2 separate regions of the Homo sapiens genome follow, and region 2 is linked to region 1. The links are chromatin contacts, found by Hi-C or POLR2A ChIA-PET in ENCODE. All regions are on one chromosome and are shown on one strand. The core of a region is the stretch at or near the end of the contact, and the rest is flanking DNA. Distances in the headings are between cores, read along the strand shown.

Evidence for each region. Hi-C counts contacts between places; a loop is a spot of excess contacts on that map. ChIA-PET counts read pairs that join two places held with the same protein, here RNA polymerase II (POLR2A). Pooled maps may share reads with other maps.
Region 2: a loop to region 1 is called in a pooled map, with 2.4 times the contacts of the local background. The contact joins two enhancer-like sites. A Hi-C loop is called at or near these places in 15 of 168 maps with a recorded cell type or tissue (GM13977, IMR-90, Jurkat and 8 more) and 3 of 50 pooled maps. POLR2A ChIA-PET finds 5 or more read pairs at or near these places in 6 of 52 experiments (B cell, CD4-positive, alpha-beta T cell, PC-9 and 2 more).

The regions. Positions count from the first base shown.
Region 1 is chr19:16,159,100-16,164,150 of GRCh38, forward strand. CIB3 (calcium and integrin binding family member 3) reads right to left here. Exons shown (of 6, transcript NM_054113.4): 6 at 2,269-2,387. The coding sequence ends at 2,366. Among named protein-coding and RNA genes, the nearest start is that of CIB3, 12 kb to the right of the region's middle. RefSeq lists an enhancer at 1,179-1,268. Within about 2 kb of position 2,837, at least 4 of the 41 ENCODE cell types and tissues checked have a DNase peak (open chromatin) inside an H3K27ac peak, as active enhancers do.
Region 2 is chr19:16,039,414-16,044,464 of GRCh38, forward strand. LINC00905 (long intergenic non-protein coding RNA 905) reads left to right here. Exons shown (of 5, transcript NR_024335.2): 5 at 2,026-2,722. Among named protein-coding and RNA genes, the nearest start is that of LINC00905, 8.2 kb to the left of the region's middle. Within about 2 kb of position 2,243, at least 5 of the 41 ENCODE cell types and tissues checked have a DNase peak (open chromatin) inside an H3K27ac peak, as active enhancers do.

The DNA.
Region 1 (5,051 bases), core at 1,587-4,086:
GCAGCCGTGTGTGGTGGCTCATGCCTGTAATCCCAGCACTTGAGGAGGGTGGGAGGTGGGAGGATTGCTCAAGCCCAGGATTTCAAGACCAGCCTGGGCAACATGGCAAGGCCTCGTATCTACAAAAATTCAAAAAATTAGCCAGGTGTAGTGGCACACACCTGTAGTCCCAGCTATTTGGGAGGCTGAGACGGGAGGATCATCTGACCCCAGGAGTTCAAGGCTGCAGTGAGTCATGATCACCCCACTTCAGCCTGAGCAACAGAGAGAGACCTTGTCTCAGAAAAGAAAAAAAAAAAAAAGAAAGAAAAAGCTGGCCGGACGCAGTGGCTCACACCTCTAATCCCAGCACTTTGGGAGGCCAAGGCAGGTGGATCACCTGAGGTCAGGAGTTCAAAACCAGCCTGGCCAACATGGTGAAACCCCGTCTCTACTAAAAACTACAAAAATTAGCCAGGCATGGTGGCTTGCGCCTGTAATCCCAGCTACTCAGGAGACTGAGGCAGGAGAATCGCTTGAACCTGGGAGGCGGAGGTTGCAGTGAGCCAAGACCAAGCCACTGCACTCCAGCCTGGGTGACAGAGCAAGACTCCAGACTGGGTGACAGAGCAAGACTCCATCTCAAAAAAAAAAAAGGCTGGGGACGGAGGAGGCATCACAGGGCCATGATGGTGGAGGGCTCTGGAGGGAATCCTAGGTTGTGGGGCTGTGTGACCTTTGGCAAGTCTAGACATCTCTGGGCCTACTTTCTTACCTGGAAAATGAGAAGAGCAGTCCCTCTTCAGGATGAACTGGCAGAATGCATGTAAAACCTGGGACTTTGGTGCACAGTAGGTGTTTTTCTTTTTTTTTCTTTTTCTTTGAGACGGAGGAGTTTTGGTCTGTCGCCCAGGCTGGAGTGCAGTGGTTCGACCTCGGTCCACTGCAACCTCTGCCTCCTGGTTCAATTGATTCTCCTGCCTCAGCCTCCTGAGTAGCTGGGACTACAGGAATGCACCACCACATCCAGTTACTTTTTGTATTTTTGGTAGAGACAGGGTTTCACCATGCTGCCCAGGCTGGTCTCGAATTGCTGGGCTCAGGCGATCTACCCGCCTCAGCCTCCCAAAGTGTTGGGATTACAGGCGTGAGCCACTGTGCCTGGCTCCTTTTTTTTTTTTTTTTTGGACAGAGTCTCGCTCTATTGCCCAGGCTGGAGTGCAGTAGCACGATCTCTGGTCACTACAACTTCCCTTTCCTGGGCTCAAGCGATCCTCCCACCTCAGCCTCCCAAGTAGCTGGGACTACAGGCATGCACCACCACACCCAGCTAATTTTTGTATTTTTGGTAGAGACAGGGTTTCACCACGTTGCTGAGGCTGGTCTCAAATTCTTGGGCTCAGACAATCTGCCCACCTTGGCCTCCCAAATGCTGGGGTTACAGGCTTGAGCCACCGTGCCCAGCCCAGTAGCTGCTTAATTTATTAGCGGGTTAAGATGGGAGTGAGCTCTCTAGACATGACATACTGTACAATGGAGGTGTCTGGGAAGGTCCCTAGGGGCTGGTCTTGGTTGCAGGAGTGACTACTCCTTGGACTGACTGGGGCATAGATGGGGGCCCTGGGGCAACCCCAGGTGGAGGGGGTGTGGGGTTCCCCAAATGTACAAGGTTCAGACATCTGGGATCTGGTATGAGGTGCACCTGGGTTCAAGCCCGCCCCTGCAAATGACTTGTGGGGTGGCCTTAGGCAAGTCACTCTGCTCCCTCCAAATGAGGGCATGATCCTCGGCCAACTCTGCAGGGATGTTATAGGGGGTCAGTGTCACGTTAGGGGGCAGATGCATCATAAACTGTAAAGTGCAGCAGCCACCTCAGTGAATGACATTTCCACCCCTCCCAATCAGTGGTCTCCTCTTGGCAGCTCTAATGAGTCAGCCCGGGAGGAAAAGTTTCAATCCCTTTGATGACTCAGGGTTTGAGGGATAAAAAGAAACTTGAGTAGTGAAGGGTGAGGTTTGGCCTTCAGAGTGGGAACCCTGGGGTAGGACAGCACGGGCCCGATCTCCCCACCACCTCACCTCCGCCACGGACACCCACAACAAGGCATTTCCAGCCTTCACAGTGAAGACGATCTAGGAGTCACCCCTTCCTTGTACAAACAGGGAGATCGTGGCCCAGAGAGGGTGTGGCCACACTCAGGGTCACACAGCAAAGTCAAAGATAAAATTCTACGCCGCCTCCCTCCCATCTTCCAGTTTTAAGGTGGAAAAATGTGTCCTCCCAGCAGGTGTGACTCAGTGACTTGTGTTTATTCTCAGAAACCAGAGTCCACAGCGGGTGAGGGGTCACCCCGCCCTCCTATAGCTCGGCTCCTCTGTGGTGCCATCAGATTCGGATGTGGAAGGTGCTGTGTGCAGAGAGAAAAGGAGTCAAGGCCTTCAAGGAGTGGACAACCCCTTTTCCTCCTCCCCCTCAACACGCTCACGGCAAGTCCCTGGGACAGGCAGGAAGGATGCCACATGGACCCCTCAAACAACCCTAGGCCGGGAGACCCCTACAGGGGCTGAGAGCACATGCCTTTAATTTTTTAATTCTTTTTTTTTTTTTTTTTTTTTTGAGATGGGGTCTTGCTCTGTCTCCCAGGCTGTAGTGCAGTGGTGTGATCTTGGCTCACTGCAACCTCTGCCTCCTGGGTTCAAGTGATTCTCATGCCTCAGCCTCCCGAGTAGCTAGGATTACAGGTGCATGATACCACGCCCAGTTAATTTTTCTATTTTCAGTAGAAACGGAGTTTCTCAACTTGCTTTGTTGCCCAGGCTGGTCTGGAACTCCTGTGCTCAAGCGATCCACCCACCTTAGCTTCCCAAAGTGCTAGGATTACAGGCATGAATCACCACATCCTGCCATATGATATAAAGTTTCAAATAGCTAGAAGAAGGATACTGAATGTTCTCAACACAAATAAATGATACATGTTTGAGATGATGGATATGCTAATGACCCTGATCTGCTCATCATACATTATATGTATCGAAACCATTATGTGGCCTGGTGCAGTGACTCACCCCTGTAATCTCAGGACTTTGGGAGGCCAAGGCAGGAGGATCAGTTGAGGCCAGGAGTTTGAGAACAGCCTGGGCAACAAGGCAAGACCTTGTCTCCACAAAAAAAAAAAAAAAAAAAAAAAGTTTTTAGTTAGCTAGGCGTGGTGGTGTGTGCCCGTACTCCCAGCTACTCAGGAGGCTGAGGTGGGAGGATTGCTCTTGAGCCCAGGAGGTAGAGGCTGCAGTGAGCTATGATTGTGCCACTGCACTCCAGCCTGGGCAACAAAGTGAGACCCTGTCTCAACATTTTCAGCACTGCCTCAGCTTATAGATAAAAACAAAAACAGGCCGGGCATGACGGCTCACGCCTGTAATCCCAGCACTTTGGGAGGCCAAGATGGACAGATCACCTGAGGTCAGGAGTTCAAGACCAGCCTGGCCAACATGGCGAAACCTTATCTCTACTAAAAAAATACAAAAATTAACCGGGCGTGGTGGCGGGCGCCTGTAATTCCAGATACTCGGGAGGCTGAGGCAGGGAGAAGTGCTTGAACCTGCGAGGTGGAGGTTGCTGTGAGCCGAGATCGTGCCACTGCACTCCATCCTGGGTGACAGAGCGAGACTCCATCTCAAAAAAATAAAATAAAATAAATTAATTAATTAATAAAATAAAACAAACAAAATTAGCCAGGCACAGTGGCACGTACCTGTAGTCCCAGCTACTTGGTTTATTCTTATTTTATTTCTTTTTTCTTTTCTTTTCTTTTTTTTTTTTTTTTTTTTTTGAGACAGAGTCTCGCTCAAGCTGGAGTACAGTGGCGCAATCGTGGCTCACTGCAAACCTCCACCTCCCAGGTTCGGGTTCAAGTTACTCTCCTGCCTCAGCCTCCCGAGTAGCTGGGACTAGAGGTGTGCCCCACCATGCCCAGGCTAATTTTTGTATTTTTAGTAGAGACTACTGCCTCAGCCTCCTAAAATGCTGGGATTACAGGTGTGAGCCACTGCGCTCGGCCCCGTAGTCCCAGCTACTTAGGAAGCTGAGGTGGGAGGATCTCTTGAGCCGAGGAGTTAGAGGCTGCAGTGAGCCGATTGCACCATGCACTGCAGTCTGGGTCACTGAGTGAGACCCTGTCTCAAAACAAACAAACGGGCTGGGCGTGGTGGCTCACGCTTGTACTCCCAGCAGTCTGGGAGGCCACAGTAGGTGAATCACTTGAGGTCAGGAGTTCAAGACCAGCCTGGCCAACATGACAAAACCCTGTCTCTACTAAAAATACAAAAATTAGCTGGGCATGGTGGCACGTGCCTGTAATCCCAGCTACTCGGGAGGCTGAGGCAGGAGAATCACTTGAACCCAGGAGGTGGAAGTTGCAGTGAGCTGAGATTGCACCACTGCACTCCAGCCTGGGCAACAGAGCAAGACTCCGTCTCAAAACAAACAAACAAACAAAAAGAAACATCACTGTGTACCCCATGAATATGTACAATCATTATTTGTCAATTCAAAAAATAAAAAATAAAGTGAAATTTAAAAATTATAAGATAATAATAGCAACAGCAATTTATTAAACACCTATTGTGTGCCAGGAGCTGTGCTGAATTTTCTCCATATATTAATTTGGGGTTCAGCAAACCTTTTTCTGTAAATGGCCAAATAGTTGATGTTTTCAACTTTATACCATGACGCAACTCTGTTGTTGAAGCACACAAGCAGCCATAGACAAAATGTACACAAATGGGTGTGGCTGTGAGCCAATACAACTTTACTGATGGACACAGAAAAGTGAATTTCGTATCACTGTCACGTGTCATGGAATAATCTTTTTTTAAATTAAAAAAAAATTTTTAATGTGTTTATTTATTTTTGAGACAGAATCTCACTCTGTGACCCAGGCTGGAGTGCATGGCACAATCTGAGCTCACTGCGGCCTTGACCTCCTGGGCTCAAGCAATCCTCCCGCCTCAGCCTCCCAAGTAGCTGGGACTACAGGCATGCACCACCATACCTGGCTATTTATTTATTTATT
Region 2 (5,051 bases), core at 993-3,492, 120 kb before region 1:
GGGTGGTCCTGGGGATGCAGGCAGGGCAGGGCAGTGCCGTGGGTGAAACCCCCTCCCTCGGGAGGGACTCAGTGTATACGGTACTAAATCTGCATAGCAGGGCCATATTCAATGCACTTCTCCTCCTCCCAGTAGCTCTCTGGGGTGCAGTTGATTTCATCTCCCCTACAAATGGAAGAAAGGAGGCTTCTAGGACAAACCCCCTGCCTGAGGTCACCCAGCAGCCAGCTGACCTCGTCCTTACTAAGTCCCCACTAACCAGGCCCCCACTCACCAGGTCCCCACCCACCAGGTCCTGTTGACTAAGCCGGACTGATCGTGTTCTGTGCTGACCAAGCCCTGCAGACTGGGTCCCACTGATCAGTCCCCCCCAGTGACCAAGCCACCACTGACCCGGTCCCCCGTGACCATCTACCCACAGACAAGGGCCCATCTTCTTAAGTCAACCCATCTAAGAAAATGGGTTTGGCCCCAGACCAAAGCCATTTTCTTAAGTTCCATGGAGCTCACTAGGGTATAAAGCCAAGTGGGGAGAGGCTAAGCTTCAGAATCTGGACGTTTTCAACATTTCCAGGTATTTCCACATTCTTCACAGTGATTTCACCAATGTGCTCTCCCACCATTGAGGGTTTCTACCTGCCTCCAAAACTGCTGGTGTTGCCAGACTTTTCATTTATGTTGGGTGTTGGGTTTGAAATGCCTCATGGTGGCTTCTTGTTCCTCATGACTGGTGAGGTTGGGTGCCCTTGTATTTTAATCCTGTGCCAACTGGGCCCCCCCACCCCCACCCCCGCCACTTGCTGTCTCTGCTTCGTAAGGAGATCTTCTTGCCCGGTCAACTCCGAGGGATCACAGGTTCAGGGGTGCCCCCAAAATGAGACACTTAGTGTTTGATGAATGAATGATGATGTTGAGGCCAGGAGTGAGAGGAAGGTCAGCAGGCAGACAGGGCCCATGTGGACAGAAAGGGTTTATTCCAAGTCCAGACATGACCAATAGCGATAAAAAGGGGGAACAATTGGAGTAATCCATGGGAGAAGGAGTGAGCCTGAATTTGAAAGATGGAGAGAACTGGACGTGGAGGAGGGGAGGGAGGAAGGCAGAACAAAGGAAATAAGAAGCTGTTGACCAAAATACATATGTTGTGATTCCATGCATATGATCAAAACGTGATCGTGTAATCATGCACATTTCTCAAATTCAAATGGACAAGGTATACATAATTTTTCCCATTCCTCCCACGAAGCACAACTAAAACCCTGGGCCAGACATCATACATAAAAACATAAGACTCTGAATAAGATTCAGCCTTTAAAAACAAAGCTTGTGTTTACGTGGATGAACCCGGAAGACGTTCAGTGAAATAAGCCAGGCACAGAAAAACAAATACTTCCTGTCTCACTTGTGGAATCTAAAAAGCTGAACTCCCAAGTAGAATGGTGGCTCCAGGGACTGAGGGAGGGAGGAGGGACTGAACAGATATTGGCCAAAGGGCACAAGAGGAATTGTTCAACATGGTGACTCTAGTCAATGTATTTTATTCTTGAAAAATGCTGAGTAGTCTGGGCGCAGTGGCTCACACCTGTAATCCTAGCACGCTGGGAGACTGAGGGGGATCACTTGAGGCCAGGTGTTTGAGACCAGCCTGGGCGACATAGTGAGACCTCATCTCTTTTTTTTTTTTTTTTTTTTTCAATATAAAAAAACTGAATTGCTGAGCAAATTTTAAGTGTTCTTACCACAGAAAAAGAGATAAGCATGGAGGTATGGTCACGGGTATGTCAAGGAAATGTTAAATTAGCTTGATTTAGATATTTTACGCTGTACGCCTATGTCAAAACATGTTCTATGCATCATATTTACAACTTTGTCAAAATAAAAAGTGATTGGGAAATTGGATCAAACTAGAAAAATGTAAGACTCTGAATGATGGAGGGAAGGCAGACACAGTGGGAATTTCAGGACCCAAGGAATGACACGAAAGTCAATTCTTTGGTGTTTTGTTTTGTTTTTCGCCACATACAGCCCAGGCTTGGACCTGAAGAAGCTGGCAACCCGCGAACGCCAACAGGCACAGTCGAAAAAAGCAAAAGAAAAATCCCAAACAAAATCCTGTTCTCCCTAGCCAAAGGACCAGGAGAGGGGGCAGCCCAGCAAGACAAAACACATTTACACAATTCTGGCTAACCTCAGCCAGTCCTTGGCCGTGAGTTCGTTTTTCTGCCACCTCACTTTGGGGCTGGGCTGGTTCTCCACCCTCGCAGGGTGCGTTTCTCAATCCAGACGCTGGGGGGCGCTAGTACCTCGCGAGCTCCGCGAGGATCATTCCCGGGACGCCGCGGAGTCACCTCCCCTCCTAGGGACCCAGAGCTTCCCAGGGCCGCGCCTGTAGGTTTTCCAGAGGTCCCCGAAAACGTTAAAGACCTGGAAGGAAAAAAAAACTGTAAAACCACACACTTTGATATTTGACAACGTAAAAGCAAGGCTGCAAAATCAAAATCAATGAACGCTTGAAGGAAATGTCTACTTAGCTAGACATAGTGCCACCTGGATTCACTGTTGGCTCCAGAATCCCCCCCACGGTGTCATCACGTTGGAAAGTTTTTGTGGGTTAGATGTTCTCTGTTGGCAAGAATGCCTGTACATGCCCAAGAAGCATATGAGTTTAATGGGACCCCAATAACTTCAAAAGCAAAAAGATAACGATCCTTTCTACTTTTTTAACTTTGTGTGTGTGTGTATCAGGGTCTTGCTCTGTTGCCCAGGCTGGAGTGCAGTGGCGCAATCACAGCTCACTGCAGCCTCAAATTCCTGGACTCAAACCGTCTTCCCACTTCAGCCTCCCAAGTAGCTGCGAGGATGCACACCACCACGCCCGACTAATTTTTTTTATTTTTTTAGAGTCAGGGTCTCACTATGTTGCCAGGGCTGGTCTCAAACTCCTGGGCTCAAGTGATCCTCCTGCCTCGGCCTCCCAAAGTGCTGGGATTATAAGTGTTAGCCACCGCACCCAGCTTCTTCTTGTTTTAACAGGAAGAAATACATTCAATGTGAGTGCCTTTTAATGTTTGATATTAAACAAGTCCTCCACGAGTGCAGGTACCCAGGGATGTGCCATACAGCCCTCTGCCTTCACCTATGCTGTTCCCTTTGGCCTCCATCACCCTTCCCTTCCCACATCAGCCAATTCACCTCCCATTCATCCTTCATATTTTAGCTCAGTGTTACCACTTCAGGAAAACCTTCCCTGGTCCCAAGGGACAAGATACTGTTTGTCTTCACCTGGAACATCCTAAGGGCTCAATAACGAATGAATGAATGAATGAATGAATGAATGAATGAATGAATGAATGAACACAGGTGCATAAGCATGATAGGCTTGTCCTTGTAGGGCCTTCCCATGCCACTCAAAATACATATGACCTCATTGCAAAAATATGAATACTGGCTCACAAAGTCATCCTGCAAAATCAGGCACATTCAACAACAGCCCTGTGCTGAGCCGTGTCGGGGCAGTAGAGAAAGCTCAACCCAAAACCCTACTCTTGAGAGGCTCCTCTCTGGGGGTTGGAGCACAGAGCCAGACACAGACATCACTGGCCTGTGTGTTCAATGAAGGAAGGGAGGGAGGGAAGGAGAGAGGCCGGGATGAATGGTTGGATGGGTGGATGGATGAAGGGATGGAAGGATGAATGAGTGGATGGATGGATGGATGGATGGATGGATGGATGGATGGATGAATGGAGGAATGGAGGGATGGATGGATGAATGGGTAGATGGATGAATGGATGCAGGGAGGGATGGAGGGATGGATGGGTGGATGGATGAAGGGATGGAGGGATGAATGGGTGGAGGATAGATGAATAAACGAATGGATGGAGGGATGAAGGGATGAATGGGTAGATGGATGAATGGAGGGAGGGAGGAAAGGAGGGGTGGATGGGTGGGTGGATGGATGGATGGATGGATGGATGAATGGGTGGAGGATGGATGAATAAACGAATGGATGGAGGGATGAAGGGATGAATGGGTAGATGGATGGGTGGATGGATGGAGGAATGGAGGGAGGGATGGATGAATGGGTAGATGGATGAATGGATGGAGGGAGGGATGGAGGGATGGATGGGTGGATGGATGAAGGGATGGAGGGATGAATGGGCAGAGGATGGATGAATAAATGAGTGGATGGAGGGATGGATGATGAATGGGTAGATGGATGAATGGATGAAGGGATGAAGGGAGGGATAAAGGGATGAATGACTGGGTGGATGGATGGATGAATGAAGGAATGGAGGGATGGGTAGATGGATAAAGGGATGAAAGGAGGGATGGAGAGATGAATGGGTGAATGGATGTTTAGGGATGGGCCAGAGCAAGGGCCCGGAAATGGGGAGTAGTGACAGGAATATGTCCCATAGAAGGTGCTTGGGCTTGGTATGGAAAGCAGGGTATGAGGAATCGTCTGTAGGAACAGGGACATTCCAAGCAGAGGAAACTGCAGAGGCAAAGGCCCTGCAGCTCAAGAAAACCTGGTTTCAGGATACAGTAGGGAGTGGGAAATGACTACAGAGGAGACTGGCAAGGACAAGTGGAGCCAGGTTGTGAGGGACCCATCCACGACCCTTAACCATGAATTTTGCCCCAAGGCATGCATCAAAGTACTGGCTATTCTTAGTATCAGTATTAAGATGGTATGACACACCCAAGAGTTTATTATATGCTAATAGCTTCCCCTGTTAATTTCAGTTTGGAAAACATGTTTTATAGTGTTCACACTACTCTGGTGGTGCAATATTTAGTTTTTAAATCAATATGCCTGTACAAAACTGTTACACAATGGCCCACAACTGTAACCCCAGTGCCTTGGGAGGCCAAGGCAGGAGGATCCATTGAGACCAGGAGTTTGAGACCAGCCTGAGTAACACACATAGTGAGACCCTATCTCTACAAAAAAAAGAAAAAAAAATTTTTAATGTTGGAACATGAAAAGATGTTCAACATGATTAGCCATCAGATAAATGCAAATCAAAACCAAAATGAGGCCAGGCATG